Linked DNA regions of Mus musculus: regions 1, 2, 4, 5, 6 and 7 are each linked to region 3. Evidence: chromatin loops called from intact Hi-C (ENCODE). Cell type or tissue: heart. All regions are shown on one strand. Region 1 has its middle 48 kb from the start of Gm38563. Region 2 has its middle 31 kb from the start of Gm41336. Region 3 holds the start of Myc (myelocytomatosis oncogene). Region 4 has its middle 280 kb from the start of Gm41333. Region 5 has its middle 290 kb from the start of Pvt1. Region 6 overlaps 4930449C09Rik (RIKEN cDNA 4930449C09 gene). Region 7 has its middle 260 kb from the start of Pvt1.

The links. Hi-C counts contacts between places; a loop is a spot of excess contacts. Peaks named below come from ENCODE experiments on the same cell type or tissue, not always from the same donor. Only the 100,000 strongest peaks of a DNase experiment are listed, where the experiment ranks them.
Region 1: a loop joins it to region 3, with 4 times the contacts of the local background. A loop is called at or near these places in 4 of 42 quality-filtered maps.
Region 2: a loop joins it to region 3, with 5 times the contacts of the local background. A loop is called at or near these places in 8 of 42 quality-filtered maps.
Region 4: it touches region 3 in a loop (2.1-fold over the local background); 4 of 42 quality-filtered maps call a loop at or near these places.
Region 5: a loop joins it to region 3, with 7 times the contacts of the local background. A loop is called at or near these places in 13 of 42 quality-filtered maps.
Region 6: a loop joins it to region 3, with 2.8 times the contacts of the local background. A loop is called at or near these places in 7 of 42 quality-filtered maps.
Region 7: a loop joins it to region 3, with 2.6 times the contacts of the local background. A loop is called at or near these places in 5 of 42 quality-filtered maps.

What each region holds. Positions count from the first base shown.
Region 1 is chr15:61,107,232-61,111,231 of GRCm38, reverse strand. No RefSeq gene overlaps it. Among named protein-coding and RNA genes, the nearest start is that of Gm38563, 48 kb to the left of the region's middle. In heart, no CTCF peak of the experiment used is centred here; a DNase peak (open chromatin) is centred at 1,581; H3K27ac peaks cover 542 bases.
Region 2 is chr15:63,769,420-63,773,419 of GRCm38, reverse strand. No RefSeq gene overlaps it. Among named protein-coding and RNA genes, the nearest start is that of Gm41336, 31 kb to the right of the region's middle. In heart, a CTCF peak has its summit at 1,617 (motif pointing right); no DNase peak of the experiment used is centred here.
Region 3 is chr15:61,981,377-61,985,376 of GRCm38, reverse strand. It overlaps Myc (myelocytomatosis oncogene), which reads right to left and starts at 36. Exons shown (of 3, transcript NM_001177352.1): 1 at 1-36. In heart, CTCF peaks have their summits at 906 and 1,948 (motif pointing left); DNase peaks (open chromatin) are centred at 156, 936 and 1,946; H3K4me3 peaks cover 2,102 bases; H3K27ac peaks cover 1,580 bases.
Region 4 is chr15:62,390,126-62,394,125 of GRCm38, reverse strand. No RefSeq gene overlaps it. Among named protein-coding and RNA genes, the nearest start is that of Gm41333, 280 kb to the left of the region's middle. In heart, no CTCF peak of the experiment used is centred here; a DNase peak (open chromatin) is centred at 1,555.
Region 5 is chr15:62,326,205-62,330,204 of GRCm38, reverse strand. No RefSeq gene overlaps it. Among named protein-coding and RNA genes, the nearest start is that of Pvt1, 290 kb to the right of the region's middle. In heart, a CTCF peak has its summit at 1,717; DNase peaks (open chromatin) are centred at 1,054 and 1,604; H3K4me3 peaks cover 685 bases; H3K27ac peaks cover 2,152 bases.
Region 6 is chr15:63,719,689-63,723,688 of GRCm38, reverse strand. 4930449C09Rik (RIKEN cDNA 4930449C09 gene) reads right to left here. Exons shown (of 4, transcript NR_166778.1): 2 at 1,748-1,913. Among named protein-coding and RNA genes, the nearest start is that of 4930449C09Rik, 3.3 kb to the right of the region's middle. In heart, a CTCF peak has its summit at 1,785 (motif pointing right); no DNase peak of the experiment used is centred here.
Region 7 is chr15:62,293,728-62,297,727 of GRCm38, reverse strand. No RefSeq gene overlaps it. Among named protein-coding and RNA genes, the nearest start is that of Pvt1, 260 kb to the right of the region's middle. In heart, no CTCF peak of the experiment used is centred here; a DNase peak (open chromatin) is centred at 2,297.

The DNA of each region.
Region 1 (4,000 bases), 870 kb after region 3:
AATCCAATTTATTTCATATTCTTCATTCATTTCCCCACCCAGTCAGTCAATAAATATTCATTGAGGATGTCTGTGAACCATGCCCTGCACTAAGGTCCAGTAGGCAATACAAAGTTTCTATTCTATGGGCACTTCTCTCTCACATTCTATACAAACTGTGTAATTCTCCTTTTTTTGACTATAGAGTTTTAGTTTTCAAAATGGTTCGTGATTTTTTTTTTTGTTTTACATGGAATTTTATTTCTTGGCTTTTTTTTTTCTCTCCTGAAAACAATCTTCCTTCCAGAATATCAGTAATGACCAAAAATGAAGCCTTAGCAGGGAAAATTCATCAAAAGCTATTCTGCAGCCCTTAACCTCAGCCCAATGGTATTACATTGATTTAAGAAATTCCAGATTCAAAGCCCAGCTCTTACACTTCTGCTCTTACATCTTTGCTGCAGTGCCTGATCTCACCCCTGGAATATTCTTCCTTCCTTCCTTCCTTCCTTCCTTCCTTCCTTCCTTCCTTCCTTCCTTCCTTCCTTTTCTTTTTTTGTTGTTGTTTTGTAACTCCATGATCCCTAGTGAATAGAACGCTTGTAGCCTGACTCGCAATTACTAGCTCTACCATTGGCCTCTAGCACAGGCAGGGAAGATCATTCCATCCATCAGAGGACAGTTTCATCATTGTTAACATCTGGCTATGTCTTCTAGCTCTACAACAGAGGAGCCATGATGATAGGAGCTGATTCTTGGAGGTACACATAAGACCCCAGTGATTGACTTCTACATTTTTAATGCTCATCATTCAATAGCAGCTATGCAGAGCTTTCCTCCATACTCCATAAAGCTCTTCTGGTTCTAAGAACCATTTCCCTTAAGTCCATACCTCTTCGTTCATCCTCTGTCAGGGACAGATGAGCAAGTACTTTACTCAAATATTTACAGATATTTCCAGTCTGGCAGGGCAGAGTGAATAGGTGAACATAGAGTGAATAGAGTGACCATTTAATTACAATACCCAGCAAATGGACTGGACATGGGGAGGCTTAAGAAGGCTCCATGAATCAAATGCCATCATACAATCAGTTGCTTTCCAAAGATACACACTAAGCTGTTCTTTGTACCAAACTAAATAAGAGGCCCTGACTTAAGTCCTGACCATAACCATCACTCTGCCATTCTTGTTGCTTGTGTGGGCTTCACTCCCCTGCTAGACTGTAAGCTGCTTGGGGAAAGCAGCTCTATGTCAGACCATATCCAAGTATCTGCTTGCAAGAATTTAGAACAAGCTAAGCTTACTCTGAGAATAGTAGTTGGAAGAAATGCCTGATGGCACAGATGGAGCTTGGTAAGGCCCAGAGTGTATGGAAAGGCTTCTTCCACTTTCTGCCTTCCTCAGAAGCTGCTGTGGGCACAGTGGGAAGTTTTGTTTGCTTTGTGCAGTAAAACTTTGGAATCTGGCTACTAAAGAGGAAAGAGGGAAGCAGAGGGGCCAGGGAGTCATGCAGTAATGCCTGTGTTGAGCTCCTGTTTCATCGTGGCTATGTGTGCATGCCATGACACATCAGGAAAGCTTTTTGCAGGGGCAGGCTTTCACTTTTCCTGACTTTGAAACATGTTGAAAGATCACACATACGTTTTCAATGAAGTCACTGACAATCACAGGAAACCAGACACAGCGACAGCTGGTGGCTCCTGTCACCCCAGGGCGATTTAATCTCTTGGTGGAACACTGAAAAAAATGTTGAAGGGAGGTAAAAATTTTAGTATTTTTGTTTTGTTTTTTAAAGGAAAGGGGAAAATGTGAAGAAAAAAGAGCATCAGAACAAGGAGAAATTATCTGGCTGGAGGCAGCTGCTAGTATTATGAACAGCTCAGAAAGACAAGGAGGGGCCCAGACCCATGTGGATGAATGAAAGGGTGAGCAGCGGGTGGCCAGAGAGGTACTCCTGGGAGAATATGATTTCCTTTGTAGCATGAGATGCCAGACACTATCCAACTTCCAGCAAATCAGTCTATGAGTCTGGGACTAGGGCTCTTTGTGAACCAGAATACCAGGACTCATAAACAATGTCAGCTATCTTATTGAGGGCTGAGTAACAAGAGAAGGACAATTAACAGGCCAGGGAACCCTGAAAACAGTCATTAAAGTCTTCATGGATGTGGGCAGCAGTGTTGCACAGCTGTTGAGCATGTCAATTAGGGGTTTAGTGTTGGGAGTGGGGGTAATGGCGTATCTACAAGGCCAGCAGCTCTCACCCTGCCTACTTACATGGTGGAATGCAGGCCCCACTCTGGGCTTGTTTCCTGAGGCCGAACAAAAGAGGGAACTGGATGTGGAGTTCCCAGATGATCACAGATTTGTTACTATGATTAGATACATGCACATTTAGCCAAGAATCTGTGGTCTGTGGTTCCTGCACCAGCCACTGAAAGAGCTATCCTGGGCTATGGAGATAGGACAGTTGCCACAGTGTGTGACAACTAAGTGTGAATATCTGAGATCAATCCCAAGAAACAACATGGTGGAAAAAGAACTGACTCCTGAATGTTGTCATTTGCATGTATATATATATATATATGTGTGTGTGTGTGTGTGTGTGTGTGTGTGTGTATACTCATACATATATGTACACAAATATATTGTTGCAGTATTCTTTTTTTATTAAGCCTCAACCAAAGTTGGTGGCTCTTGAGAAAGGACACCAAAGATTGTCTTGTGGCCTCCATACCTACCTGTGTGAACACACACCCCTTACACACAAGAACATACACACACACATACACACACACACACACACACACACACACACACACACACACACACCAAATATACATACTGCCACACATACAAGCACAGAGCCAACCAACAAGAAAGCTTAGCTTGCCCTGACACAGCAGCATTTGCTTATTGACAGGACTTAGTTCACTAGTGGAATGGTGATCTCCCCTTCTACAAATAGGAAGAAGTCTTTGCTCCCAGTTTATCAGTTCAAGATACTTTCATTCCCCACTCACAGAACAGAGCCCCATAAACAGAGAACTACAATATGCAGAAGTCTGTGCTATGATGGACCCTTGAACACACTGAAAACAAAAAGATTGAAAAGCAGATGGAGAGGGATGGTTTTGAGCAAGCAGGCAAACAAAGGCCAAGACAGAGAGCAGCAATCTGGAAAATCAGGCTAAGGACAAAACCTCCACCATATTTCATTTATTTGTTTTGCATTTCAATCTGTGAAGTCTTTTGGTGTTCCTTAAACCTATAGGAGCTGTGCTTGTTCGCTGAATTTTTCCTAACACACTTTCACACTTTCCTCTCAGAACCTTCCTTCCCTGATGTTTTGCAATGATTTTAGGTGACCCCTGTGAAAGGATCACTCAACCCTAATGGCACCACAACCCACAGGCTGAAAACTTCTGGTCTAGCTCAATAACTGCAGACTTCATCCCTTATCAAGGAATCTTCCCTTTGCAATAGATCAAGACCATTTGAGAAGGGGCATGCAATCAAAACATAGTATGACACCTGGGCCAGGTGGAAACATCTGAAAAATAACCCTCACACCAAAGATCCAAGAAACATTGAGGAAGATGGGGTGGAAATAATTGTGCGAGCCAGAGGATCACGGGATTTGCTATGAGATGGTATCTCCTTAAGTAATGTAAAAAAGTGATACCCATAAAATCTCAACATGATTGGCTAAACATGATCTCAGCGAGCATTTGGGTTTTCACCCTTCAGGACGAGCTCAGTGAAGGCTGGTTTCTGATGCTCTTTCACATGGTAAGGTGACTTCTCTCTACATACCTGTTGGCTTTCTGTCCAGTAGTCCTGTCACTTGTCTTGGATAAGATGTTGAAGTCCCAAACTACAAGTGTGGCTTTATCTTTTTATAACTTTGGCTCTCTCAGTTTTTGCTTAAGATGTTTGATGTTCTGCTGGGTTTTATTAATTTATTTTAGTTTTGAGATTATAATAATAATTACATCATTTCCCCTTTCTCTTTCCTCC
Region 2 (4,000 bases), 1.8 Mb before region 3:
CAGTCTCAGAAACTTATCGCTATGGCAGCAAGCATGGTGGTACACAGGCAAACACGGCAGCTGAGAGTTGTACATCCAAATCTGAAGGCAGAAAAAAAAAAAAAAAGAGAAAAGACACTGGCTCTGGCTTGAGTTTTTGAAACCTTAAAGCCCACCCCCCAGTGACATACTTCCTCCAACAAGGCCACACCTACTTCAAGGCCATATCTCCTAATCCCTCTCAAGTAGTGCTACTCCCTGTTAACCAAGCATTCAAATCTATGAGCCTATGGGGGGGGGGCATTCCAGTTCAAACCACCACAGGCTTCCAGCAGACTAGACATGGGGAGTGTTCCACCTACAGCCATTTAGAAAGCAGCCCTGGGAAGCACATGGGTAAAGTTAGAGGTGTTGGGAAAGGGGCTTGCTGGTGGCCAGTTTTGGATTCCTTGTGGCCCAGGGAGACCTGTTCATGTTTTATCCAAGGAGAGGGATACTGGGTATATGTACTGGCTGGCTTTGTGTGTCAACTTGACACAAGCTGGAGTTGTCACAGAGAAAGTAGCTTCTCTTGAGGAAAGGCCTCCATGAGATCCAGCTGTAAGGCGTTTTCTCAGTTAGTGATCAAGGATGTGAGGGTCCATTGTGGGTGGGACCATCCCTGGACTGGTAGTCTTGGGTTCTATAAGAAAGCAAGCTGAGAAATCCAGGGGAAGCAAGACAGTAAGTAATATCCCTCCATGGCCTCTGCATCAGCTTCTGCTTCCTGCCTGCTTGAGTTCCAGTCCTGACTCCATTGGTGATGAACAGCAATGTGGAAGTGTAAGCTGAATAAACCCTTTCCTCCCCAACTTGCTTCTTGGTCATGATGTTTTGTGCAGGAATAGAAACCCTGACTAAGATAGTACAGAAGCACCGGAAGGGAGCAGACAGTAAGCAGATGTTGGAACTTTTCTCATTGCCTAGACCCTGTATAGTGTCTTTTAAAAGCAAAGCGCTTAGAAAGGAGTGTGCTGGTTAGTCTTGCTTGCCAACTTGACATACCCGGAAAGAGGCAACTTCGATTGACAACCTGCCTCCATCAGACTGGCCTGTAGGCATATGTTGAACATTTTCTTGATTGCTAATTGAGGTAGGAGGGCTTATCCCACTGTGGGCAGGGCTACTTCTGAGCAGGTAGTCCTTGGTTGTATAAGAAAGGTAGGTGAGCAAGCCAGGGGCTGGAAGCCAGTGAGCATCATTCCTCCTCGGTCTCTGCTTAGGTTTTTGCCTTCAGACTCTTGCCTTGAATTCCTACCTTGGCTTTCCTGACGACGGACTGTAACCAGTAAGCTAAATAAACCCTCACTTTAGGGTCTCAAAGGCAGACTTGGGGGCTCTGCTTGGTTTCTTTGTTCCTTTTCTCAGTGAAGCTACATGGAACAAATGTTCTTTTTCTGATTTCTACTATTAATTTGCCTCTTTTTAACTGGATTATTGAAGACAGTTCCAAGACCAGATGTGGAGCACCAGTTGTGACCGCAAGTATGACAACACTAGACTGGCTTGGAGGCGATTTAAAGGCAATTTATGGGTATTTAAGATTATATCATTGCGGGTTGATCAATGGAAAGACTGGCAGGATTGTGTGGTGAAATTCCAATTGTCGCCAGCAGATGGCAGCATTGTCCAGCAGCAAGCTGTTTGTGGGCACCCTCCCCTCCCCCACTCTCCCCTTACACCTCTTTCTCTTCCCTCCCTGTTGGGTTAAGGTGGAATGGGAATGGAGAAACTGGGCAAGACAGAGTTGTTCACACTGGTCTCTTTTTCCATCTTCATGTAGGCTCTCCCTCTTAAACACTGCATTACTTGTGTTCGCTCCTTCAAACATTTCTGAAGGGAAAACCTGAGTTATGGGGAACCTGAAACTATTTTCAATATTTTAGAAAATATGACTTGGTGCGATGTTGGCTGCTTATGCTGGAACTATTCCGGGTCATGCGATAAATCAGATTGTCTCATGCTGAGCAAAGATTGCAACTACAAGTCTTCACTGCCTTGCAGTAAGCCAGGAAATACTTCTCAATGAGGTTAGCCAGCCATTAAATCCTTCTACACATCTTAGAACCTTGCTTGATACCTAAGAAAGCATGAATGGTAAAAATGCCAAGACTCAGTATCTTGGTGAGAACACGAAGAGTGTTCAAATACTGAAAAGCTGCCTCCCATGAGTGAGCTGGAAGGACCTGGGTTTGGGAATGGGTTTGAGACAGGTTTTAAATGAGTCAAATTTTCTGAGTTTCAAAATCAGTCTCCCTCTTCTTCTCCCTTTTCCTCTCCCTCGTCCCCTCTCCCTCTGTCTCTGTCTCTCTGTCTGTCTGTCTCTCTCTCAACTCAAGCTCTATGCATGCTAGATCAATGCTTTACCACTGAACTACATCCTAGCCCATTGATCTACTAGATTAAATTAAGTAAGATAAGTAAAAAGGCATAGATAACCCAGCATAGCACCCAGGAGAACCCAGCACAGCACCTAGTGCTGCTGAGGATCACTAAGCACGGACGAACCTGAGGCTTGTTATGAACCTAATGTCAATGCTAACAGGGAGATGCAGAAGCAATGGGTAGAAGACAGACTTGCTTCATTTCTGGGGCATTGAATTTAGTTGAGTGTGTGTTTTGTTAAGGTTAATTTTTTTAAAAGGTATCCTTGGGCAGTTGAACACACTTTAAAGAAATGTCTTTCCCTCAGGAGGGGTGATAAGTGACATTCCTAGCTAGATCCCACTTTACCTGTATGTATGTATGTATCACAGCATACAGAAGGCATACACTATCTGCTAGAAGAACTCTGGGCTTTGCCTTGGCTTGCTACTTGGTTCACTGTTCAGTATGTGAGGATGTGTATGCAACCAGTCCTGAAGCAGACAGTGGAGACACGAGGCCGGGATGAGTGTCTGTCGGAAAGGTCCTGAGGCTGCCTGGTCAGCGTTTGTTTGTGAAGCTGAGTTGGGCTGACAATGTTGCCACAGTGACAATTTCTAAGTGATCCCAAGTAGGATTGTCATGCCTTACCATCTTGTGATTCCTAGTCTGCTGAGAAGCAGGGTCTCTGCCAGCTGTCCTGAGTTTTCAGAGGTTAAGGCCTTGAGTTCCTTTAGCTGTAGCTCTGAGAGACTAGGACAGAGACTAAGAGACACAGCAGGATGGCCGGCTTCTTCCTTAGCCTCTCCCTGTCTTTCTGTCTACCCGGGAACCTGTCTAATTTCTACCTGCTTCAGTAAGGAGGAGGGTAGTGGGAATTCTAGTAGGAATTCTCCAGCCTGTCTAATATTCCCGTTGATGACGGCCTAATGAGTTGTACTTTCTTTGTGTGAGAAACAAGTATATACAGATATCCGTAAAGATTTAAGCTAGTTGTTCCCAGTGTTAATTGAACACACCAGGTCAGGTGAACAAGAAGACAGAACCTTTGTTCTTAAGGGGTTCACTCATAAACTAACTTGTCTCCAAAAAAGAAGAAGGATGTCTTTACTGTCTTAATTGCTATGTGACAAGGCACGAAGAACACAGTGGCTTAAGATTACAAGCATTTGATTCATCTTCTTTCTTTTTCTTAATGTGGGCCAGGAATTTGAGAGTGGATCTGCTGGGTGGTTTTAGCTTGGGGTTTTCTAGGTAAATGTCATCAGATGCTGACAGAGACTAAAGTCAACTGAAGATTTTTTTCACTGAGGCAGAAATGGTGTTCCAGAGATGATTCTCCGGGGTGGGGGGAATATCGATCCGTTATGATTAAGCCACATTTGTTGATGGGTTAGGAGCAGGTTATGGAGGCATCTCTCACATAAGTTTCATCTCTTAAAAAGATGGAGGTACCAAGGAATTTGTCAACATACTTTAAAAATCACCATCTAGGTCTATGCCCACGTTTTCATATGTCTCTAAAAGCTATGTGCCCACATGTTAAGTCATTCAATTAATATTTACTGAGCACCTAATATCTGTTAAGAGGCTCAACATTGTAAAAAAAAAAAAACTA
Region 3 (4,000 bases):
CGCAGACCCCCGGAATATAAAGGGCGGGTGGGCGGGGATTAGCCAGAGAATCTCTCTTTCTCCCTTCCCCACCTCTCTCTATTTTTTTTTCCTCCTCTCGCTTCCCCGCCCTCTGCTTTGGGAACTCGGGAGGGGGGCTAGTGGGGAGCCGGGGAAAGAGGAGGAGGAGCCTCAGCCCCGCAGCCCAGTACTCCGGCTCCGGGGTGTAAACAGTAATAGCGCAGCATGAATTAACTGCGCGCCCGACCATTTTCTCTTGCTCGCGCGCTAGTCCTTTCCCTTTCTGTACGGTTGTTCGGGCGCAGCGCTCGGCTGAACTGTGTTCTTGCCCTGCGTATATCAGTCACCGCAGGTGGAACAGCTGCCTCGCTCCACACAATACGCCATGTACCCTGGACCGCGTCACGCACGTCCCGGGCGGCCAGGCGTCTCTCTAAGGCTGGGGAAAACAGAATTTAGAAAGGGGGAAGGACGAACGAATGAGTTATCTAGGAGCCCCCGCTCAGTGTGTGGAGTGATAGAGGGTGATCAACCGCAGATGAGGTCTATGCAGGAAAAACGATGTCTGGAATTTTATTAAAATTGCTCAGCAACTCACTGCCACGTATACTTGGAGAGCCACTTAGGGATAAACAGCCACTCCATCTCGCGGGGAAGGCATTGTGTATTTTGCCTTTGGTCGTACAGTTATGTTGACTGGGCACATTCTTTCCAGAACGACCCCCCCCCCCAATTTGCTGCCAAAAGGCAGATTCCCCCCCCCCCCCACACACACACTCCAGCACCTCCGGTTCGGACTTCCACCCGGCGGGTGGTGTGGAGGCGGCTCTTTCCCCTGTAGGTCTCCCTGCGCAGTCCAGTAAAGTGGCGGCGGGTGCGCTCTACCCGGCTCCTCCGGGAGGAGTCTCTGCCGGTCTACACCCCATACACCTCCACACAGTTCCAGGGCCACAGTCGGTTTTCACAAGAGGCAAATCCTCTTTGCCCCTGTGGAGCCAGTTTGCAGCAGACTCTGGTTTAGGAGCTGGGGTGGGGAAAATCAAGGCGCTAGACGCGAGAATATGCCATGAATTGGGGGGTTGGGGAAAACCCGGACTTCCCAGAAAGGGGGAGGAGTGAATTGCCAACCCAGATCTGGGGAGCCTGCAGAGACCCTAGAATAAAGAAAACCGTTAACCCCTTCCTCCCAGGACAAACCCAAGCTTTCCCCTTTTATTACTGGAATCGTAATTATGCACTTAAAAAAAAAAGTCGGCCCTGATCAGATCAAAGTAACGTTACATTTTTGCCTTCGTATGTGTGTGTTAAGCTAATTAAAAGCTGATTTTAATTTATACATTAATTTCCCAGTTTCCTTTTTCCTGAATACTACGCTGTGCATTCTGTACAATCCCCAAACGTATACATACACACTTTATATATACACGATAATCTAGCTTATTAACCAACCAGAAACATGAGTCTTTTGCTCTGTGCATTGGTTCTAGATTTATTATATAATGCATATTCCCTCGGGATTTGCTTATCCTACACTTTAAAACCCAAAGAAGTCTTCTTATTCCGGACTCCTCGCCCCAAGGCACTTAAAGAAACCTCTCTCACTGCTACCCGGTTTAAAAAAAAAAAAAAAAAAAAAAAAGAAAGAAAAGAAAATACAGTAGCGTGTATAAGGTGCTCATTGTTCAAAGTTGTTATTAGCCACTGAGTTTGCAATTTAGGATTCAGCTGTTGAATGATAGTATCTTCCTTCATCGAGCTCATTGCACAATTCAGCTTTAAGGATTGCAAAATGACTACAGCCTCTAGGATTTTGCCTCAAACACCAAGAGCCACCAATCCCTAGTCTGCGTTTTGCTGCAGAGACTCTTTCCCCGCCCCCTCACCCCCCACCACCCGGGTTGTGGCTCTCGGATTTGTGAAAGTAAAGTAAGTGTGCCCTCTACTGGCCACAGAGACCACAGCGTTGCGAAGCCAACGAGGGCGGAGGTCGGATGGGGGCAGGGCTGCAGGGTTTCCAGGTTCTGGGAAGATGCTTCCTTGCCTAAGACAAGCTTCCGGTCATCCTTTAAATGACTCTTTTAGGCTGCAAAGGAGGCAAAGGAAGAGAAATTACTAGAGAAAAAAATGGTTCAGAGGTGGCTATTCAGTTGCAAAGAGGGGGAGTAGATGAACCCATCCCTACTTTCTGACAGTCACCCAAAACAGAGCCCTAGTTGTGGATGGGGAAAATGAATGAGTCACAGGTATACAAGTGAAGGAGATCTAACAGAAACGGAAAGGCAATAGAACAAGTTTTAGCACCCATGTCTCACACCTTTGTCGTGTTGTAAGCTGGACGTGTCAAAGCAGAGCATTGAATTTTACTGGGCAAAAGGAGTCAGAATGCAAGGCAGGAGCATTAGCTTATTATTGCCTTGTTTTATTATTATTATTATTATTATCATTATTATCATTATTATTATTTTGGGGTTTTTTTTTTGAGAGAGATTCTCACGACTATTCTTTGCTAGCCTGAAACTCACACAGTTTTATTAGTTTTGTATAACTGTTTTTCCTCTTCCTCTTCTTTATAAAAGATCTTATGCATCCCAGCACATATCCCACCACACCTGGCCTTATGCCTCGATAAATGAGAATGGAATCCCGGGTGGGGAGGGCATGCTATGTGAGCCCTCTAGCAACTAAACTGAATCTTGAGCCTCCAAATTTTGCTTTTATGTTCTTAAGGATGCTCACCCTCAGCCCGACTGCTTACGAATTGGGTGGTTGAACTATATTAGTGAAGAGAAAGAGTGAGATTCCTTTGCCAAAATATTTTAGAGAGCCATTTTATTAAAAGGTTGGAATTTTAGGTAGGCGTGGTGATGAATGCCTTGAATCCCAATCATCTGGGATGGAGAAGCTAGAGGATCAGGTCACGCTACTGTACAGAAGCTCCAGGGACAAGCAGATTAATAAATGGCGTGTCATGAAACAGATAATCCTTTGTAGAAAAGACCGTCACCAAGTACACATCTGAGAGAGAGATAATATTCAAATATAAATAAAGAACTGAAAAAGGGGAGGGAGAGGGGGGAGAGAGGGGGAGCGGGAGAGAGAGAGAGCAAACAAATCACTCAATTAAATGGGATACAAGCTGGTGGATAGATCTCTTGAGTTCAAGGCCTTAGACCATCCAGGTTGGTCTCAAACTCAGAGATCTGCCTGCCTCTGTCTTTCGAGTGCTGGGATTAAAGGCCTGCGTCACTATTGCCCGGCAATACTTTTTTTTTTTTTTTTTAAAACGTTGAAAATTTAAACCCAAATAACTGCATAAGGGTGGGTATAATAGAAAGGGAATTTGTACCAACCTACACAGTGGTCTCAGCATCATGCCTCAAGCATCATCAGATGCTTGACTGCATCTGAGCAACAGGCAAGGTATTCAACATCCACGGAAGGGGGGATAGCCTTCCCCAAAAGGCCTCTTGGGGAAGATTTCCTAGGCTTGTCTCTTTACTATTACTCTCTTAGAGGTTGCGCACACCCGCTTTCTCTCTGCCTCTCCCTAAACACAGGACAGCACCAACAGATATGACAGTGGGTAGAGCTGACCCTCAAAAGGTCCTTTTTGAAAAGGTGTAATTATGGATTATTTTAAGATCTTACGTCCAAATCATGCCGGTCCAGTGTAGGTGTGGGAACCCAGGTAGCGGAATAGCCTGTGGTTTGGGGACTTGCCCGTACTGTACCCCAGCCTGATGACATCACCCGGGGTGTTGCTTTTAAGTAACAGGAAGGTAGGGGACATCCCCATTTTACATATTAGGAAATGAAAGGGTACCACTTCATTGTAAAATAAATTTTAAAAAATACTTTAAAAAGGACAGGAAAGCCACAAGTTTATAATCTTGTCAATAAAGTGTAGTGATTGGAATGTTCTTGTTGAGAAGGTAGCCTAGGATGGCTTCTAACTAAAATAAAAACTGCTTCAGGGTTTGTAGTGCTGGAATTAGAGTTT
Region 4 (4,000 bases), 410 kb before region 3:
CAGTTATACTCATTGATTTGCAAAAGGCTTTTGTACAAAGGCAGAGTACAATACCTAGGGCACAGAACATATGACCACAGCTAAAGTATATACCTACTCTCTGCCTCTGAGGATAAACTTTGCCAGCACTTGGTTTAAGATGCACATTGATTTATACATACATATGTTTGTACATACATACTTACATACATACACACAAATGCACACATATATTTGCATATATACATATAAGCATATGTATATGTATACAACTCAATAGAAAATGGACTCATGCACCTTCCTCCATGGATCTCCAAGGTGACAAAGCATCAATTGCATGATCACTTGAAGGAAGGTGACCCATATGCTACACACTTGCAACAGCGGGGAATCCAGCTAAGTTCTTCTCACCCTCCTTTTTAACTGGTGATTGTTGGCAAGTTTCACAAAACCAGAACATGGTTATCAAGTGGCAAGAATTGGGAAATTTAATTGGTTTCCCAATGATTAATAGTTGTTAGATGGTTAACCCTGTGGAACCGAAATGACTCACCAGCATCCTTGACTTACTGCTCTTGGTTTCATTAGCCTCGTTCCCCCCTTGCTGTGGTCCCCCTAGGAGGCCTTTGCTGAGCTCCTAGTATGTGTCTGGGGAAGCCACCAACTCCTGATGGCCCTAAAGGCCTCTTTCCTTTTTCTCATTTCTTTTTCTGTGGTGTCAGAGATAGAACACGGGGCCTCTCAAATGCTAGGCACACACTCTACTCTGAGCTCAGTCTTTGAGTTCTCTTTAGACAGGAGGTTACTATGTAGCCCAGATAAGCATAAAAGTTGTAGACCAAGCTAGACTTGGGCTTGAAATATCCTAATTGCCATGTAAGTGATACTGGGGTGCTTCTCTCTGTCTCTGTCTGTCTCTTTCTGTGTGTCTCTATCTCTCTGTCTTTCTGTCTCTCTGTCTGTTTGTGAATGAGTGTGTGTGTTTGTGTGTGTCTCAGCAGCTGAATAAAACACTCCTAGTTCCTGCTATGCTTCACACTCCGGGGTTCAACATTGAAGCTACTGATTGTGGTGATAACAGCAAGGAGGTACTAAAAGGACTGCCTCAGAACAATGCTCTTCATTCAGCTGGGTGGTTCACAGTCTGAATGTGAAGAAACTGGGCTCTCTGCATATTTCAAGAAGAAAGGACCTTAATACAGGAAACTAAAAGCACAACTGTTGTATAGGCTCATAATGACAAGGGACTCTGAAATGGCAGGAACTCAGGAAGCAGTGTGGACACAGATAAACCTCAACATGGGCAAAAAGAAGCAAATGGCAACATCCCATACCTCCTGCATGTGCTCCACTACAGCTACTAAGAATAGAGGCCATTGTTTCTTCACGACTTTCTAGTGAAAGTTGAGGAAATCTGGCCCAGAGGCAGAGTTCTCACATACAGGCAAGAACATAGGCAGAAGGAAGGAAGGGGTGTTGTTGGTTGGTACTCCAACATACTGAGAAATCTGAGAAGACTTCCCAAAGAATGTGGTGCAGAAGGCACAGTTTTGAAAACTTGAGGTCAGCCAAGCCTTGACTTGGTCAGTGATTCATCAGAGGAGTTTCCCTTTCTAGACTGCAGGATCCCAAAGTACGGAAGTGCACCCTTCCCGAGAAGAACTGCTCTTATGCAACTAAATGAAGAGGGAGCCATAAATAGCTTGGTTTGTTTCCTTCCTGGGGAAAGAGATGTAGAAGTTAGTTATTAAAGGAAAAATCAATAACCATCGTCATTGAAACTGTAAGTATAGAAGGGGCTTCTCTCCCAATATACTGTACAGGTAGTTGGGAATTGTGTTAAGAAAAGATTGTTCAAGGTAGGAAAGCCTGTTAATTACAATGACAGCAGAGCACTGAATAGAGATGAGATCCCTAGGTCCTCTCTGGATATAAGCACCACCTCCCTTTTCGGTCCCAGTTTCTTTCTTTCCAGAAATACATCAGGAACAAACTCTCCAGAGAACCATTCCATTGACAGCTTACCTAGCACACAGGCCTCCGAGTTTAGATAGATTTAGCTCATTGTTCTTTGAAAACAAGGACCTAGCAGTGACAAGTACCTCCCACATCTCTTGCTAAGAGCTCTGGACAGCCCTGCCTTTGAATTCTGCAAGAGTCTTTGAGCTAAGTCTTTTACCCACATCTTCCTCATGAGGAAGCATGAACTAGGAAGGGTAGACTCGAACATCTGCTGCTGCATACCAAAGCTCAAGCCCAGAGGTGAGGAATAATTGAAGAAAGGAAAGTCCCTTATTGTATCTCTATTATAAGGTAACTGAATTCTAGTGGGTGTTTCTCAGTCACCTTACAGAATCATGAGGAACATTGAGTTGCTCTGTGGCTGTTTTTCCTACCTTTTATACCATGACCAAATAGGCAATAGTGGTGGCTCACCTTTCCCAAGAAGAGTAGACATCTTTGAGATTCCACAGTTACCTCCCAAACTCCATCTGCATTATTGTCTCAGAAGTATAGATTTAAACATTTAGTTGGTTCTTATAGACTAAAATTCACATGGCTTTCAAAGTTTTTGTTGTTGTTGTTGTTGTTGTTGTTGTTGTTGTTGTTGTTGTTGTTGTTGTTGTTGTTGCTGTTGCTGCTGCTGCTGCTGCTGTTACTGCTGCTGCTGCTGGGGGGGGGGCTGTTGTTGTTGATAATGATGATGTTGTTGTTTTTATTTTTCAGATATAACTTACCTTCCAGGGCTTTCTTCCTTGTTAGTTTTTATATTCTTCAACTTTCATTATGTATTAGAAAAATGCTCATCTTAGTGAACAGAACCTAGAGATACACCTCAAAAATAAAGCTACGAACACATTACAAAGACATGACCCTTGCTTCTTCCATTGGACAATGAGTTTATCACATTCTTTTTCCCTATCATGCCCCGTCTTACCTTGCATTTGTTACTAGTTCTGTGACGTTCCAGATCATTTTCACATTAAGATTTGAAACATTATAAACACTGTTTTCTCCATGACGTTGGAGATTTAATTCCGTTCTCTAATTGAAACAGTGACTTTAAGATTGTGTTCCTCCTCAGTGCTTAGTGTAACTTTTTACTGGCCCCTCTCATTTGGACTATTCTTATGTCTACTCTTTGGACAGCATAGATAAGTGTTTTTGGAGGCTAGTTTATAAATATATGTGTTGTCTCTTTTGCTAACCCATTCTGTATATATGGATACTAACTAGAATAAAAATAGACTATTCGTCAAACAGTATTATGTGTTTTCTGTCATTCAGTATGCCAGGAAGAACAAGACCCCGGTTAGGTTAATGTTTGTCATCATAGTAGGATATATGCCTGGGTGTTGATACAATTTTGTTTTTAATCTCTGTAGGCTGAAGTTTGTACCATGCCACACAGATGTAAGATTGATTCTTGAGGTTAACTAAATTGCAGTCAAGTCTCTGTCCTCCATAAGTATCCTGCCCTCTAACTCAGCAATGCTAACTGTGTTTCATGGCTGCTTGTACTCTCTCCCTATGTTTCTGAAACATCTGTCATTGTTAATCCTTGTTCCCCCTCCCAAAGTTCAAAGAAAGTTCATCAACTATGTTCCCCACATGAATGGCACACCTTCACAGAACACTACTGCTTCCTACCCTTCCTTGTCCCCACAAAGGTTTAATTGTTTATCATATCTAAGCATACAATCTTCTCACTTGCTTCATCTCTCTCCCCTATTTAACCCCTTTTCCTTTCCACATCTCACCTTCAGACACTATGAATTGATGTCAGACTGGACCATTCTGCAAGCACTCTGTGACTGTTCAGCAAAATTGTCTTAAATAACTAGATTCCAGAGTAAAACATTTGCAGCACTGAAAAGCTTTGTTCAACGTATTTTTTACCCTGCAGTACAGTTTTTACTAGCGCTTTGTTGCTGTTGGTTTATTTGTTGTATTCCTCCTCAGACAGAACGAGGTCACTTTGTCGGTATTTGTTAACTTCAAGAAAAATGATTTGCAGTGC
Region 5 (4,000 bases), 340 kb before region 3:
TTGGGCTAAAGAAGTTAGTTCTGATCTGTGTGCCACACAATATATCAAGGTGAGGGGACAATTAGGACAAGTCCCTACACTCCAGGGACCTAGAACAAATCTGTGTGTGTGTCTGTCTGTCTGTCTGTCTTTCCAGCTCCCTTCCTTGTTTACTGAGCTCTTACTATGGAACAGGCACTGAGTATGCACATCATTTCACTGGTTCCTAATCCACATTGTAGCAACTACTCAAAGGCTCTTATTCCTATTTCTAAGTCTACCAGATGTTAAAAGGCAGAGTACAACTTAAGTCTCTGTTAAAAGAATCTCCCAGTTCTACTTCCACAGGCTAATAGCGGTTGATAGTAAAACCATCTAACAAGACACGGATGTCAGCCACATAGCTGCTGCTGTATGAATAGGGTAGGAGCCACACCTGAGTTTGGATTCTTGCTCAACATGTAGTGACTCTCTGTGTGTGTGTGTGTGTGTGTGTGTGTGTGTGAGAGAGAGAGAGAGAGAGAGAGAGAGAGACAGAGAGAGAGACAGAGAGAGAGACAGACAGACAGACAGACAGACAATCAGAAAGGCTGATGATATAATGGTATATTTGGGAAACTATTTAAGAACACATAGAGGCCTACAACCCTGAAAGGACATCTGTTTCAATCCCCTTACTTTATAGTTGAGAATATCAACACTATGTAAGAACAAGGGCACAAGAACTCCCTGCCTGAACTCCTCAGGGAGAGATTGACACCAGTAGGACCCCTGGTTTCTGATACCCACTTAGCTCCTTGCTTTTTCTGAGATTTCATTCCATGTCACAGGCAGGCTTTCGACTGCCCTTCCTCAAATCAAAGGAAATATCTGTTCCCCACCAAGCAGATTCTTGTGAAAGAAATCTTGTGAAAGCACCTCTCATCTGTTTTCCCTCTATCTGTGCATTGATGGAGGTCAAGTGAAGGTCAGGGAATGCCCCGATGACTGGACTTCTGGGTCTCCACACCCAAGAATGCAGCCAAGCTTCAAATAAATCAGACTGCGAGCAAGAATTCAGACGGGCTCCCCCAAGTTCCAGGCTTCCTTTTCCTGGTAGAAGTCATCAGCTGTCTTGTTGCTAGGAGACCAGTGGAGGTGGAAAGTAAAATAGCCATAGTTTTCTAACTTATCTGAAAATGCAGTTTGTCTTTGCTCCCTTGGGGGTTCAGCTTCCTTAAGAGCAGGCTATCACAGCCAGGCAGAGAGAGACCTTTCTTCCTTCCTTCCTCTCTTTCTTTCTTTCTTTCTTTCTTTCTTTCTTTCTTTCTTTCTTTCTTTCTTTCTTTCATGAAATGGATAGAGCTTTTCCTGGGCATAGAGTGTCATACAGCAGAGACCAGGGAGCTGCCAATTACTGATGCAATGTTTGGGAAAGAGTTGCTGAGCACACATGACTCAACAAAATATGACAATTTGCGTCCCTATCTCTTGGAAAGTTGTACTTATCAGAACCAATAAGAGCGGTGCGGTCAGTAAGCACACGGAGCTGTATTTATCATGAGGGAATTGAGTAGGAATTAAAGCCCCGAGGATTGTGAGTGGAGGAGATGATTTGAGTCACTATCTGTCCGGGACTTTCCTTTTCGGTGGCATTCCAATAGCACAGACCTCACCCTGGCAAACCATAGCATTGCTCAATATTAAAAACATTTGCCTGGAATGCAGGACATGTGAACTCAGACACCCCCTACAGCTTCACAGTGTGATCCCAGCATGCTGCATTCACTGTAAACACCACGGCTTTCAGGAGAACAAGGACAGTGCCCAGAGGTGACACAAACCACAGGCAGAGAGTGTGGCAACAAGAACCTTCCCAGCCTTCGCACAGCACTTAACACCACCCCACTGATGACCCTGGCAGAGATGGAAAGGGATCCCATGGGAGGAAACCAGTGCATTCTTTTACCCTTAGAAGAAAGTAAGAATGGAAACTGATTTCCTCTTTCTCTGGTGGTGTGCTTGGTTGTCTGAAGCAGAAAAGTATAACTGAAAGGAAGGAAGCAAGGAAGCAAGGAAGCAAGGAAGCAAGGAAGGAAGGAAGGAAGGAAGGGAGGAAGAGAGAGAGAGAGAGAGAGAGAGAGAGAGAGAGAGAGAGAGAGAGAGAGAGAAGAAAAGAAAAGAAAAGAAAAGAAAAGAAAAGAAAAGAAAAGAAAAGAAAAGAAAAGAAAAGAAAAGAAACGAAAAGAAAAGAAAAGAGAAAAGAGAAGGAAGGGAAGAAGGGAGAAAACAAGGAAGGAGGGAGAGAGGGAAGTAAGGGGCCACACAATTTACTCCCAACAAACGTTAGGAGAGTAAATAATGAGGTCATCAAACTCCCCATCCTTTTCTTGTCTAGGGATCCTCCCAGTTCAGCTGAGACAAAGTAGCAACCCTTGTTAAACTTGCTAAACTGTGAGTGAGAATATAACTCTGCATACTCTAAAGCCTATTTAATCTGTGCAGTGTCTGCCAGAGCTCAGGGGTTTGCCAGTGCAGGGCTAAAGGCAGACACAACATTTCTGACTGACTACAGCAGGTCACTGCCCACCCTGCCCCCACCACCACTTTCAAAGTCAGAAGAGAAACTCTCCTCACACACTGCTGACTGCTCAGGCCAGCTGTCAAAGACGATGTCCACTCTTTCACACAGGACAGCAATTAGCCAAAATCATCCCAAATTGCTGCCACTGAAAATCTCTAATTGCCCATCGGGGTTTGTGGTTTTGTCTACAAAGAGAGTCATACAGAAGGGGCAACTAAAGGGCTGTGCAATGAGGGTTTCTAGGCAAGCTTAAGCATGCGTCTTCCGAAGCAGAGGGTCAAGCTCAGGAAGACGAAAGACATAGAATGTAAAGGTGACCTTTATAGTCTCAAACTCTGGAGGAAGTAGAGAAGCATGAGGTCAGAAGACAGGCTCATAATCCCACTGACATTGGCAGATCCCAGCACAGTGTTGGTTGTAGACTATGTGACATAGTCACTATATTTAAGGAAGAATCAAAATGTGGCGTCAACAGAAGAAGTGTCACTTCTGGAGTTCACTCATACCCATCATATATGACCTTGGGTAAGTCAAGGCTTCCTCCTGGGACGATCTTGTCCTTCTTCTTAGATTTTCCATGTTGGGTTCCTCCCGTGTGAAATGCCTCTCCAGCATTTCCTAGGAAACTGTTATCCCCACTATTCTGCTTTGCTCCTGGTGATGGGATCACCAAAGAAACTCAGAGGAGGATGGTAGTATTCCAGCTTTCACTTCTAGGCCAGTGAACCAGTCAAGGCAGCAGGAACTTCTAAGCAGCTAGTCAAGGGCAGGAAGGGAATGAATACATGTATGATTGGTCAACTCAACTTCTCCGCTGCTAAACAGGCCTGGAACTAAAGCCAAGAAACGGTGCCATCTGCATGATTAGGCCCTAGGTTAATGTTGAGAGTCCTTCTTGATCACTCTCCACCTTATCTTTTGAGACAGAGTCTCTCAGTTGAGCCCATATCTGCCCTATGTGTGCTTACATGGATGTACTAAAATCTGTTCACCCAACTGTAGTATCTTGAAGCTCAGAAAACAAAGTTCAGGCTGCAGGGAAAGTTCAGGCTTGTAAACTGCTTGCCACGTGAATTCAAAGAGCTGAGTTCAAATCCCCAGAACCCAAGTAAAAAGCTGAGTGTTTGAACGTGTATATGTAATCTCAGTGCTACTATGACAAGATAGGCAATGGAAATCCAAGAAAGTCAAGACTCTCATGGGCCAGTGAGGCTGCCATACTTAGCCCAAAGGGAAATTAAGTAAGATGTTACAAGGTTGTCCTCCGACTTCTACATGTGCATTACAGCAAGTGTGCAATAGACACACCCATGCCTCATACAAAGAAAGATGGAAAGAAGGAGAAGGGAGGAAGTGGGGAATGAGGAAGAGGGAGGGGGAGGAGAAGAAAATGAAACTCAAAGAATGTATTAAGCCACAAGTGAAAAAGCAAAGATGAGACCCCAGATCTACCAGATC
Region 6 (4,000 bases), 1.7 Mb before region 3:
AAAATAAACATTTTCACATTGACTATAAGATGTGGTAATTGGTTTTAAAAGAAACTTTCTTTTAAGGGTTTGAAGGTGATGGTCTGCTTTGGATAGTGATTGGCTAACTAGCTTGCTTCCATTTGATTCTTTAAGTAGACCCCTGCATATTTTCAATCCAGACACACAAGCTGAGCATTCAGGAGCAATTGCTCATTAACCTTCTTTGTTTAATTAAGATAGCCCCACTCAAGCATGCAGTTAGCTGCCAGTGAGATACAAGAGGATGTTGCCAGGTGAATTTGGTGCAGGGACCCTCATATCTGCTCTAGGATTTTGCCAAAGACTGTTCTGAGCAGGCAGCCTGGTGACACTCACCTGCGGGAAGCAGAAAAGGGGAGCGGGGACTGGATTGTAGGAGGGGTGGGGGTGGGGATTCTCAAAGAGATGACATTGCCACACTACCATTCCAACAGGCATACCAGCCAACCGGTGAAGCTGGAACGATGCACAAGAATGCCGGCGGCTCTTAGTCATTTGTAAATGTGCCTGCTGGACACATCCCTGCGCAGTATGCTCTCACAATTTGGCAGAGAACCCACAGTTCCTGGGTTTAGGACTTAGAACACAGAAGATCCTGGTGAGAGGTTTTTCCCCTCTTTTCCCCAAGCTTAGTAGTGAGTCTAGAAACAGAAAATGGATGCGGAGCGAAATGGCCTGCATGAGCAGCAGAGACTGACTGGGCTGCACATGGAAGCTGCCTAAAGCTGTATTTTTGTCACATCTGTCTTACTCTTAGCTGGGAGGAAGACATTTCTTTCCCGTTAGTAAACAATGGTTCCTTCAAACAGGAAAAAGAGGTATTATACATGGCTTTATTTTAATTTTATTGTAATATTTTAATTTATTTTGTATTTCAGGGTATTTATTCTTATAGTAGATTTTTGTTTTGGGCAAGTAATACTGTTTGTCCCCTTTTGAAAGTCAGCATTCTTTTAAAAAGGTATCAATTTTAGGAGGAACAGGGTCACTTAAAATGCAATCAATAATTTACTTAGCATGTAAAGGCAAAAACTTTAAAGTATGTTGTAAAGTATAATAAACATGGCCCATTCTCTCTCCCTCCCTCTCTCACTTCCCTTATGCCTTTCTTTTTTCTCTCCCTCCCACTTCACCAACCTCTGTCTTTCTGACACACACTTACACACACACACACACACACACACACACACACACACACACACACACACACACCACAGAGTCTTGCTGTAGCCCAATCTAACCTCAAACTCAAGATTTTCCTTCCTGGTGGCTCAACTTCCTAAGTGTTGGGATTATAGGAGTGTGTGTGTGTGTGTGTGTGTGTGTGTGTGTGTGTGTGTGTGTGTGTGTGTGTGAACAAACCTGGTATCTTCATATTCTAAAAAACAAACCAAAACCCAGCAAATACTTTCAAATGATTAGTTCAGAACCTTGTCCTTGAAGGGCGTTGCTGGCCCTGTGGCACTGAGCTCTGGGCTGAAAAGCAAATATTAATGCAGACCCAGTCTTGGATCTTTCTTACAGGCTAGTGTGGCTCTATTTTCAAATGGAAGAACTGTAGGTGGGCAGAGCCAATCTGGGTGCAGGGGAGATAGGCTGCTACGACTGATGGTATGGTGTCATAGAAGCCCCTTACTTATGAGGGCTTGGGAATTTTCTCATTGGGAGGAAATGGGGTGGGGGGCTGCAGGAACTGATTATTAAAACTTTTAACTGAGGAACTCACCTTCTTGGCATTTTGCCCATGAATTCCCCCACTGGTCAGTAGATGGCAGTAGAGGCTTTCAGAGTTGGTGGTTGGCAGGCTGGGCTCACCTACCTCCATCTTCCCACCTGGAGGTCTGGAAGGCTTGATGAACAGGCCACTACTGCCTCCATGTATCTTCTGTGTCCTAGCAAGGAACCAAAGTGAAAGGACAAGCACTAGCTAGGACTTCATACCCCAGGCTGTGCACATAGAAGGAGATCTACTGGCCTCCGGAGCTCAGCTACTCTTTTTCTCGAGGTTCGGGCTCAGTTCTCACCCGTTTTAGGTGTTTGATGTACAGATGAACGAGCAAGGAGTGGAAGGGGATGGAGGAGAGGGATTCAAGAGCAAAAGAGACACCTGGACCATCTTTAGGGCAAAACCCATGTCTGAGAGGGAGAGATGCAGTTTAAAAAAGACATCCGTGGCATTAATTATTTCATGTTTGAAACAAACCATTTGAGTTTGATAGATCTGAAACTGTCAGTTTTATGAGTTGGATTAAGACAGTCAAAACTTGGGGTAGATGTGAAGGACTTGTGTTTAGGGTAACCATGTTGCAAGGTGGTGACTAGAACTCAAACCAAGTCACTGGAAACCTTCATGTCTTCTGACTGACTAAAGCCTGCCAGCAGATATGTCCTGCATTCATGTCCTTGCTTGTGCCTGGCCGAGTTACAAACACGAGAAATCATCTCTACTTCCTCTGAATCAGGCACTTAACCATAACACCAAACCGTTGGAATGCAGAGCTGAAACAGAGCAGTATCCTTACACATGGCTTTGTATATCCTGGGAGCTGCTAAATTACTTTAAAAATAATTCTTCCCAACTGCCCGTTTGTAGGAGATGTTGCTTTAACCCAATTTGCAGAGGAAGCACTGGACTCACAGAGAAGGGGAGGGGTCATGGAAAATGTACGTTAATGTACGCCAGGTTGCACAGCCAGGAGTCAAACCCACATTCCAGGGCAGACTCCTGTGTTCTTTCTCTTTTTGAAAAATTTATTGAAATTCTAGCACTCCGGAGGCAGAGGCAGGCAGAGGCAGGTGACTCTCTGTGAGTTCAAGATCATTCTAATTTACAAAGAGTTTCAGGCCTTCCAGAACTGCACAGTGAGACCTGGACTGGAAAACAAATTATGAAATAACAAAAATAAAAATTTATTGTAATATACTTTGTAACTTCTGTAACTCACTCATTTATAACACACAATTGAGTGGTTTTTAGTGTACTTGACAGAGATGTTCAAACATCACAATTAATTTGAGAATGGTTTTCATCCCTCCAAAAATAAGACTATACTCATTAGCAGTTAGGCAGGTTAAAAAGTTAACCTTTTTTTTTTTTTTTAAAGAAAAGGTTAGGAATAGAGAGTCCTTTCTTACCACATGACCAAGAGCAGGCTAGCTTTTCCCCCTTTTAAATGTTCTTAGTAAATTTATTTAAATAATTCTGGTAACAATGTATTTTATAGGTTTGTAAGACTAAATGAGTTATCTCAAATAAATATATATATAAATAATATATCATAAACTTTCCCTTCTGTTAAAAATAGATTTTTTTCTCATGTAATATATCCTGAATATGGTTTCTCCCCCCTCTACTCCTCCCAGTTCCTCTTTACTTCCCCTTCTATTTGGATCCACCCCCTTTCTGTCTCTCATTACAAAATGAACAGGTTTCAAAGGACTAATAAAACAAAGATAATTAAGATAATCAGAGAAGGACTAAATGAACAAATAAAATAGCCCAAGTAAAGGTACAAGGGACATACATGCAAAGACCCACTTGTTGGCACACTCAGAAATCCCATAAAACACTAAACTGGTTTAATGTACACACACACACACACACACACACACACACACACACACACACACACAATTTATATATATCTGAAATACCTATCCATCATCTATTTTTCTATGACCTATAGGGTTAAAAAGTGATGAAAACTATAAATTAAATAAGATTAGAAAAAATAAGATAAAATAAAAACAATTCCCTGACATGGCATTATGAGACTAGGACCTTCAAAGACACCACTGAATTCATTGTTTATTTACTGCTGGGCATGCGACCTACTCTTAGGAGTAGCTTGCTTCCCTTTGGAGAAAACTTATTTTTCATTTGTAACTGCCTACCAATTGGAGGTTGCTTCTGGGTCAGGATGAGGTGTTTGTTAGGATGTGGGATTTGTGCTTTAGCTCTAGGACTCCATCTAGGCCC
Region 7 (4,000 bases), 310 kb before region 3:
AGCACTGTCTGCTTCTTTTAAGTGTGGAGGACTTGAGTGGATGAGGGGGGACTGGAGGTGATGAAAGAAGCAAGACCTGAGGTCACTTCTGGGAAGAAAGGTGATAGACAGGGACCCATGGCTCTGTTTCATTTAAGAAAAGTCAAGTGCAGAAATAATTGTAGAATGTCAGTGCCTGCTAGAGCTGAGTGATAATGGCATAGGGGGACTCCGTATCTTCCATACTTCTTGCTGCGATCGAAGTCTTTAACATATGAGAGGAAGAAAAGCACATGGGAGGAAGGGTTGTGGACAGGTGCAGAGAGCTAAGGAGCTTGTTGAAGGTGTGGAGATAGAGGCTGTCCTACTCAGAGAAGCATAGTAGGGCAAGGGAGCAAGCTGGATACTGTCCTTGGTCCTGAAACCACCCCTTGGGCCCTGTTGCTTCTGTTTATCTATCCTAAGACATTGCACCCCTACCCAGTACCCAAGAGATAAGGGGTTTTGTTGGTATTCTCTAGTGATATCTGTAAGACAAATTTATTCAGGTTCCGTACCAAAAAGAAGGAAAGCCAACATCAGAAAATGGGTATTTCGAGCCCAATACTACCATATATTATTGATCAAATTCTCCCATATGCTAGGCACTGTGATGAGCAGATTTTACAAATTGTTATCATACTGTTGTAATTATCCTCATTTTATAGACAAAGAGAGACGCGCAGAATGAGCTCATAAATTGTAGAGTGGAGAGTAAAGCCAGCCTCATAAGCACATTGCCCAGAAATTTGCCCACCACTCAAATAAGACATATCCTAATAAGGCCTAAACTCACAGGGAATAAACCCCTCCTATGAAACTGCAGACATCCTCAGCTACAGAGGGAGACTATGAATTCAAAAACAGATGACTAACATAAGAACACCTTGTAAGATCCTCTACAGATGCGGGCAGTGCTTTCTACTCTATGTTATTTCATAGACATTGGGAGAACCCAAAACTTACTCTAGAAGCCAATTGCATAAACTATATTGGACTTCCATTTCTTAGGGAAGTAAGCCAAGGCAAAAGTGGGAGACAGAAAAAATAAAAAGAGTCCAAGATGGAGTGGAACAGGCATGATTCCTACCACTGTTCTGTTCCCTCCTAGTACCCATTCTGGTTTTTAGTTCTACCTTAGTTCCTTCATGATTACAATTTCACTACCTCTATGCACTCTATGAGGGTGAGTTCAGTGATGTTTTCATAGCTAGATCATCATAGCTTGGCCCTGTGTCAGTTACATAGAGGATGAGCAATAAACACCAGGTAGGAGGAATTTAATATTAAACAAAGTGAAAGGTGTTTATAAGTTCACATAGAGAAAGAGCTTGGAAATGGAGGAATGTTTATTTTTTTATTCTGAGCTTTGAAAATAGAGGCCATAGGGTCTCCTAGACCTATATTCCCCAGCTAAGAATTAATAATATTACACCCACAAAATACATCCAAGGAGATAAAGCCACTAACCCTCAGACTTGACAAATTGAGTTTGATCCTCAGGACCCACAGGGTGGAAGGAAAGAACCAACTTCTACAAGTTGTACTCTAATCTTCACAACTATGCCATGGCATATTGTACAGGTACACACACACACACACACACACACACACACACACACCATGCATGCACACACAAATAAGTGTAATTTAAAAATTATTTTTAAAGCAGTGATATCAATCTATGAAGATAAATGAGACGAGGTGTATAATAATGATGTCAACTGTCATTTATTGATTCCTGCGGCCTATGCCAGGCCTGTTGTGCATACTAACTCTAATTTTCTAAATGGTGCTAGAAACTTTCTATTATCCCCATTTGAAGATGAAATAGCGAAGGCTCAGCAAGTCCTTAATAACTGCCACTTAAATCCAGCTCATCCATAAGGAGGTGGCACTGTAAAGGCTGGATGGCAAGGATGCAAGGCAGAAGGTTACCCTAATCTGAGTTCGCCAGGGTCCAGGCAGCTACGCCTATAGCAGGCTACAGAGTCAGAGTTTGAAGTGAGAAAAATCGAATGGGCTGACACACTTTACCAAAGACTCAAGTTCCAAGTAGGGTAGAAAGCCATCTGGCACCCCTGCTGCTCACAGCACAGCCACCTGGGTGCCCTTCTTTCTTCCTTTCCTCTCCTCCCTGCACCTAAAACAAACCTGTCCTGCAGGGAGCGAGAGCCAGAGCAAAGAAGCTGGGCTCCTCCCCCTTGCTTTGGGAGCAGAAGAGAAGACAGGAGGAAATTGTGCCAAAGGTCATGGTGTTCTGGTCAGCGTGTTCCAGCTTTGAAACTCTGAGAGCTGCCAGGGTCCAGGCAAGAAAAAAAAAAATGCTGCAGGCTGATCCACCTGCCAGCTCCGAAAAGCTCCAGCTGGGCTGCAGCCTCCATGGCAACTGCACCCAGCAAGCAAGGTTAAGATCCCCAGAGATTTCATTCCAGCCCCAGCAGCAGCACGGGAACCTGTGACTGCAGGAATGGCTAAGCTAGAAAGTACACAGGTCTTCAGAGTTGTGCCTGCAGACATTGCTGTCTTTGTCTCCCAAACCCTGCCTTATATATATCCTCGTTCCCAAAGTCCCCCAAAGGATAATAATCGTTTCTTCACTCCTGGGCTTTCTTTTTCCCATACTTTGCTTAGTGCTGAATCCTCCCATCTAATGTTGATATTCACTTTCTGAGAACCTGACACAGGGCCAAACTGTGACTGATTGTGGAACCACTATTCTCCTTGTAAAGTACACAGCTCGAGAGAGAAACTAGGCACTGAGTAGGCAAACTAAGATAGAACTAAAAATAGATTAGGTTCTTTGAGGACTCTATAGAAGAGGAAAGCAAACAGGAGTCCTATCAAGGTTTCTTTGGGTAGAAAACTCTGAGGTGAAGGACTGAAGAGTCAGCAGGAAGCTGCCATGTGGGGCCAGTAGTTGGGGGTAAGGGTTGTTAGCAAAGATGGAGAGATGGAGAACAAAGGTCCTGGGACAGGAAAAAAAAGAGGAGAAAATGTAAGGATCTGAAGCAGTGAAGAAGTATGATGCATGAGCAGGTGTTACCAACACAACCGGAGGGCGTTGAAAATACTCCTGATGTCTGGATGTCCCAGTTTCCCATCAAAAGATTATGAAAAGTTCTGAAGAGGTCTCTCAGTTGAAGGGATGCAGTAGCAACCTGAACCAGAAGAAGAAGAAGAAGAAGAAGAAGAAGAAGAAGAAGAAGAAGAAGAAGAAGAAGAAGAGGAGGAGGAGGAGGAGGAGGAGGAGGAGGAGGAGGAGGAGGAGGAGGAGGAGGAGGAGGAGGAGGAGGAGGAGGAGGAGGAGTAATAGTATGAAAATCAGTATGGGTATATCCTCTGCATGAAGCTAGTCCTGCACAAAATGTTGTCAGTGGTGGTCCTGACCCCACCTCCACCCCTAAAAAAAAAATGCTTAATGTGACTGATGTTTTCATTATCACTACAGCATCACCTTTCTGGCTCTAACTTCATCTTCTGTTGGTTTTCCCCAAAAAAATGGCAGACAAAATGGGATTGACGTACACAGCCCTAAGAACCCTAAAGGATGTCTTATAGAAGAATCCACACTGAAGACCTAGGGTGACACAGACTCAAATCTACCTCATGACTTAGGCTTAGGTTTGCAGGTGACCAGCCTTGCTAGGACTCATTTTTCTGTTCTGCAGAGTGAGGGTGATGATCCCTATATCTTAGTGCAGTGGCCAAATCTTAACACGACTCAGGAAAAGTCCCTGCACACAGCATGCATGAAAGGAAAGAGCAAGGCTCTTTCCATGAAAAAAGACTGGACCCTAAGCTTCAGATAGTCTCACCACACCTCCCCAGACTCCTTATGTGTCCCAAGACACATCTGGTAGACCAGATTTGGGCCATTAATGCATAATAATTCAGCAAGCTTCCAAGATCTAACAGATGTTGAATCTAGGCCCAACTCCCATCACTGGCCACCCTGGACAAATGATTCCTCTGGTGTTCC